2 separate regions of the Homo sapiens genome follow, and region 2 is linked to region 1. The links are chromatin loops, found by intact Hi-C in ENCODE. Cell type or tissue: IMR-90. All regions are shown on one strand. Links, peaks and the distances in the headings refer to the core of each region. The heading gives the core; the rest is flanking DNA.

Region 1 (2,921 bases), core at 154-2,653:
TCTTACTACATTCTAGGACACTGATGGTATTAGGCCACATTAGGTTCATTCACCTATAATGTTAATAAGTTCTACAGCATTATCATTGAACAGATCTCAAAATATCTTCTGAATTTATAGAAAAGCTCCAATATATTCCTAAATTAGAAGTAAATAATTTTAAAATTTTCTGAATTTAAAATTGTATTATCTTCAAAGTAGCTTAATAATTACATTTACCAGCCAGGCATGATGATTCATACCTGTAGTCTCCACACTTTGGGAGGCCAAGGCAGGAGGATCGCTTGAGCCCAGAAGTTTGAAACCAGCCTGGGCAACATGGCAAGACTTCGTCTCGACAGGTGTGGTGTTACATGCCTGCAGTCCCAGCTACTTGGAAGTTGAGCCAGGAGAACTGCTTGAGCCCAGGCGGTTAAGAGTGCAGTGAGCTGTGATTGTGCCACTGCACTCCAGTCTGGATGACAGAGCGAGACCCTGTCTCAAAAAAAAAAAAAAAAAAAAATTTACATTTATCTTGTTATAGTCTAAGTAGTTCTTTGGAAAAAATAATCCATAATATAGTTCCTCATAATATTTTTCTTTATAAATTTTCTACTTTATTCCCATAAACATATTTTACTTTTCTAATATATATATTTTTAGCTTTTAATGTAATGTGTAAAAGACAGGGTATAGAAGAGCATCTTGGGCCCTGAGTTAATTTAATAGATCATGGAGTAGCAGGAGACACTAATAATGCACAGGAAAATAAAAAACTAAACTCTTTAGGTAGGCAGTTTGATAATATCTACCAGGTCCTAAGATGTTTAAAATATTTCAAACTGCCAATTCCACCTCTAGGTGTTGATCCAACAAGTATATTCACATGTATGCACAAATATTTTTTTCAATATCCCTGTCATGACATGAACAAAAATTATACAAACACATGTTCATAGTGATATTGTATATAATAGTAAAGACTGGAAACAACTTAAATGCCCATAAGTAAAGGACTATTTAAATAGATTATATATGATTGTACAATAAAATGCCTTATACTCCTTTAAAAGAATGAGGGAGACTTACAATAACATGGAAAAATGTCTAAGGTATAGTGATAAGTAGGGGGAAATGCAAGTAGAATAATATGTATAATTCTGTGTGTGTGTGTGTGTGTGTGCGTGTGTGTGCATGTATGCTTCTTAAAGAGCAGCTACAATATATTGCTGTTTGCATATACAAGCAAAATTTCTGGAAATATTAATAACAATCATCTCTGGGAGTAAGATGATGAGAATGAGAATGGTGACTTTCATTTTACCTTTCTGAATTCTAAAAAGATTTAAGCATTCAGCATGTGTTAATGTTATTTAAAAAAAAAACTAGTTTAAAAAATAAAATGTTTCATCCCTGAGAGGTCTAAAAAAAAAAAAGAAAAAAGAAAACGTTTAAAGAGATAAAGTGGGGACTAAATGGTTAAATGTTTTGTAAAGTGTGTTTGATGTGAAAAGTGATCTGTAAATACCTATTATTTTTACTAAACAATAGAGTTTGGGGCTTTTGTAACCTGAAGAAAGCAGCATTTCAGCATCTCTTCCTACAGGAGCATATGGTGTTTAAGACTATGGGGGGATGAATGCCTTAGAGATCACCTCTCCTAGAGTTGATAGGCAGATCTTTTCAGTGTTTTCCATTGCTCTTATGGAGGAAAAGTTCCATGGAAAAGACTATAAAGGTTCAGTGACATTGCTTAATCCAGTGTTTAAAACTATGGTCAGATATTCTTTTTTTAAAAATTAGCCACATGGTGATTGCAAAACATGATTGCTTTTAAGTGCCTTTGTTTACAAAGTTTGGTTTATTGTATTATATAAAGAATGCCATTGACTAAGTGTAGTAAGATACCTCTTGGTGAAAATTCAGATATTATCTTGAGAGTTTTGTCCTAGTGTTTTACAGATTAACAGGAGACAGAATGTTGCATTACTCTGTAATTCTAAGTGTTGGTTTTCTTCCTTTTGATACTCAGGGGATTAACTTACTGTTTATTTTTCTACATCGAGCCCTTAGAGAAAACATAAAAATACAAATAGGTCCTGTGGTATAATCATTTTTTCTTATGAGTAAGTATTTTAAAACTAAAATTATGTAAGTTAAAGCTATTACATGAAAGCTTTAAAAATACAAAAATTGAGCACTGCACATCTCACATTACTACAGACGGTAATACTGAGTTAATGTAAAACTACCTGGCAAACAATCATAGTAAAGACTTCTTGGATGAAATGGTGGTACATAGGGGAAATTTGCATATATTTTATTTTTTTCTTTATTATTATTATTTTTTTTTTTGAGACAGCGTCTCACTCTGTTGCCCCGACTAGAGTGCAGTGGCGCGATCTTAGCTCACTGCAACCTCCACCTCCCGGGTTCAAGCGATTCTCCTGCCTCAGCCTCCTGCATTATTTTTATTTTTTTAATGAGACAGGGTCTCACTATCTTGCCCAGGCTGGTCTCAAACTCCTGGGTTCAAGCAATTCTCCTGCCTCCGCCTCCCAAAGTGCTAGGATTACAGGTGTGAGCCACTGTGCCCAGACAGGTATTTTAATGTTCATTCATTCATTTGTCAACTTCAGGGTAATGAAAGAAAACAAATACAATTAGCTTTCTATTATTGAAAGCTGACTGACCAATTTATGGATGATGATGATGATAATAATAATAATAAATTTGAATTTGGTGTTGTTCACAAAGTACTTTTGTCCCTGTATCTTTTTTTTTTTTTTTTTGGAGACGGAGTCTCACTCTGTCATCCAGGCTGGAGTGCAGCAGTGCGATCTTGGCTCACTGCAACATCCGCCTCCCAGGTTCAAGCGATTCTCCTGCCTCAGTCTCCCAAGTAGCTGAGATTACAGGCGCCCACCAGCACGCCTGGCTAA
Region 2 (2,921 bases), core at 316-2,815, 480 kb before region 1:
AAGTATATAAGAGATTTAAACATTTAGCAAGTTTGGTAAAATGGACGTGTTTAGAAGACCACATCTTCATCCTGAAAGCACAGATGTGTGGAAACCAATGACCGAGCATAAACCTGTTAAAAAAAAAATTGCATCTAACAACTGCACATTCATTTTGATCACCTATGGAACTTTTTCAAAAAGCGACCATATACTGGACGGTAGAGTCAATCTCAACAAATTTGAAAGGGTTGTTACCACGTAGACCACACTCCAACCACAGTGCAATTAAGTTAGAAACCAAAATTAAAAGATTACAAGACGACCTCTGTATGTTTAGAAATTAACTCATGGGTCCAAGAAGAAATCATGAAGGAAATTTAACCTGAACAATAATAAAAATATGTCAAAACGAGGGATGCAGCTGCAACAGTAATTTAAAGGTTTTACAGCATTAAATTATTACATTAATGTATTAAGATTATAGAATTTTAATTAGTTCTGAATAATAGAATGTAAATTCTAAATCTAAATATCAAAGTTATACTAGGATGTAATAAAGGCTGAAAATTGAGCTAAACATCTGTTTCAAGAAATTAGAACAGCAAAATAAACCTAAAGGAAGTAGATATGCACAGAAATTAAGCATAGCATCAACGAAGCCAGAAGTTGGTTCTTTTAAAGAAAAATTGACAAATATTAATTTTTTTAAGTACACAGGGAATTAAAAGGATATTATAGATGCTGCAAATATTAGAAAAATAGAAGATACTCTCAACTTTCTCAAAAGCAACAGTAAAGGGATTTGTTTAGAAGACAAATCCACAAGCTCGGGAAGACCAGGAGAGGAGCCAATGAAATATTTGAACCCAGAAAGCAGATGGAGACCTTGGAAGATTTAGCAGAGCTGAAAAAGTTGAATCTCACTGAGCCAGTGGTGGAGAAAGCCAGTGATAAGCAAATCAATTTACAGTGCATAATCCCCTGAAAAGCATAGATATGGTAGCAACAGAAAGCATTCTGGAATTGGGCGTGAAGGGAGGGTTACCAAAGAGTTGAATGTCTGTTGGGTCCCCTTCCTATACCGACCGGCTTGGTGATGCCCTTCCTCCATTCATCAGTGCATTAGAGATTTCTTTTCTGGAGAGAGAAGAAGTGTGTAGTCTAGGTGTCAGGTGAATCCCCTAAGTGAGCATTTACATTCTGAATCTTCTTGCCATCCTTGGCTGCTAGAACTCTAGTAGCCAGGAAATTGGAAGTCTTCTCAGGAGCAACTCGATTAGCTCAATAGGCAAGACGTAAAAAACGACTTTATGGCCTAAAGAATGATTTTATGAGGCTAGCATAACCCTGATAAGGATAGTGAAAAAAATACATGTAAACCTCACCCATAAACATAGATGCAAAAATCCTAAACCAAATGCAGCAATATGTAAAAAAGATAATCTTCATTACCAAATACTTAATGAAAGCCATTTTTCAAATGAACTTAGGATCCAGAGGGGAGAAATGAAGCATGGTGGTTTTATCTTCTCTGCTAAAGATTAGGGAAATGGGCTGAAGTTGTAGCTGGAGGTCTCAGTTGGAAGAAACTGCTAGTATTTGGGTGACGAATGAGGTAGGAAATGGGAAGGCATGGAGTTGTCTTTTGCTTTAACTGTGAATCATACAGTGTCACCAGAGGAGAGCTTCATGACTGGCCTCTGGGAAGTCCTGGCCTGAGTAATGGTGACCCTACACGTCCAAGAAGCCAAGGCATGATAATGAGACATGCCTTCAGGATGTGGTGTGGCCCATCTGCTTGCTTTGGCTTGTCCTTAAAGAGCAGCTTAATTCTAAGTTGCTGTTGGTGGCACCAGGGCACTTGGACTTGAAGTCCTATTCCTCTAGTGTGGTGTGGGTGAGCACCATTGCCCACGGTGGCTCTAGTTAGTCATTTGTTAAGTTAGATACTTTTTAAAGTGATTCCAGATGAGCGTGGTCATATTTAGGACAACTTGTTGAGAACTGTTGTTGATACTCATGAAGCCAATGGCTTCCTTCTTGGGGTCTGTGACACAAATGGGTTGAAAACTAGGATTAAACTGGCCGGGTTTTTCTGTTTTTCTTTTTCAAACTCCAAGTCCTTTACACATTATTGCAGAGGGAAAGGAAATAGGGGAATGTTCAATTCACAACAGCTGCAGCTATTTGGTCTTTGTTTTGTCTTTTCTTTTGAGTCTCATTCTGTCACCCAAGCTGGAGTGCAGAGTACAGTGGCACGATCTCGGCTCACTGCAGCCTCCACTTCGTGGGTTCAAGCAATTCTCCCACCTTAGCCTCCAGAGTAGCTGGGATTACAGACATGCGCCACCACAGCTAATTTTTTTTTTTTTTTTGTATTTTTAGTATAGACAAGGTTTTGCCATGTTGGCCAGGCTGGTCTTGAACTCCTGGCCTCAATTGATCTGCCCGCCTAGGCCTCCCAAAGTGCTGGTATTACAAGTGTGAGCCACTGCGTCTGGCTAGCTGTAGCTATTTGGAAAGAGGATTGTGTGCAGATGGGAAACCCTCCACATCATCTTTCCTGGATATTGTTTGAATACTCAGTGCTTTCCCTCTTGCTGACTCCTCTGGAAAAACTCTAGTTTGGTAGCACGTCTTGAAGTGGACAGAATGAGTTCTGGAGCCATCTTTCAGGTTACCCCATGACAGCTGTTTGTTTTTTAAAAATCAGCTGCTGTGCAGAAGGCTAGGGCAGCCAAGGCAGGGTGGCTATTTGATGGAGAGTATGGGAGGGTGCTTGACTTAGCATAGCAGCATCCCTGCATCTCACCTGGCGGAGACCTTATGGGTTAACCTAGTCCAAAATTCTCCAAAACGAGTAAGTCTTTTAAGTTCTATTTGCACACATTGACAGGAACACACAGCCTCTCACTGTGGCCCCTGCCCACCTCTCCAGA

Evidence for each region. A loop is a pair of places that touch in the nucleus more often than their neighbours do. Peaks named below come from ENCODE experiments on the same cell type or tissue, not always from the same donor. Only the 100,000 strongest peaks of a DNase experiment are listed, where the experiment ranks them.
Region 2: a loop joins it to region 1, with 12 times the contacts of the local background. A loop is called at or near these places in 1 of 110 quality-filtered maps.

The regions. Positions count from the first base shown.
Region 1 is chr17:29,765,871-29,768,791 of GRCh38, reverse strand. The region is part of intron 3 of SSH2 (slingshot protein phosphatase 2); the gene reads left to right. Among named protein-coding and RNA genes, the nearest start is that of SSH2-AS1, 130 kb to the right of the region's middle. In IMR-90, for the core only: no CTCF peak of the experiment used is centred there; no DNase peak of the experiment used is centred there.
Region 2 is chr17:30,243,946-30,246,866 of GRCh38, reverse strand. The region is part of intron 2 of LOC105371720 (a long non-coding RNA gene); the gene reads right to left. Among named protein-coding and RNA genes, the nearest start is that of SLC6A4, 9.7 kb to the right of the region's middle. In IMR-90, for the core only: no CTCF peak of the experiment used is centred there; a DNase peak (open chromatin) is centred at 1,706.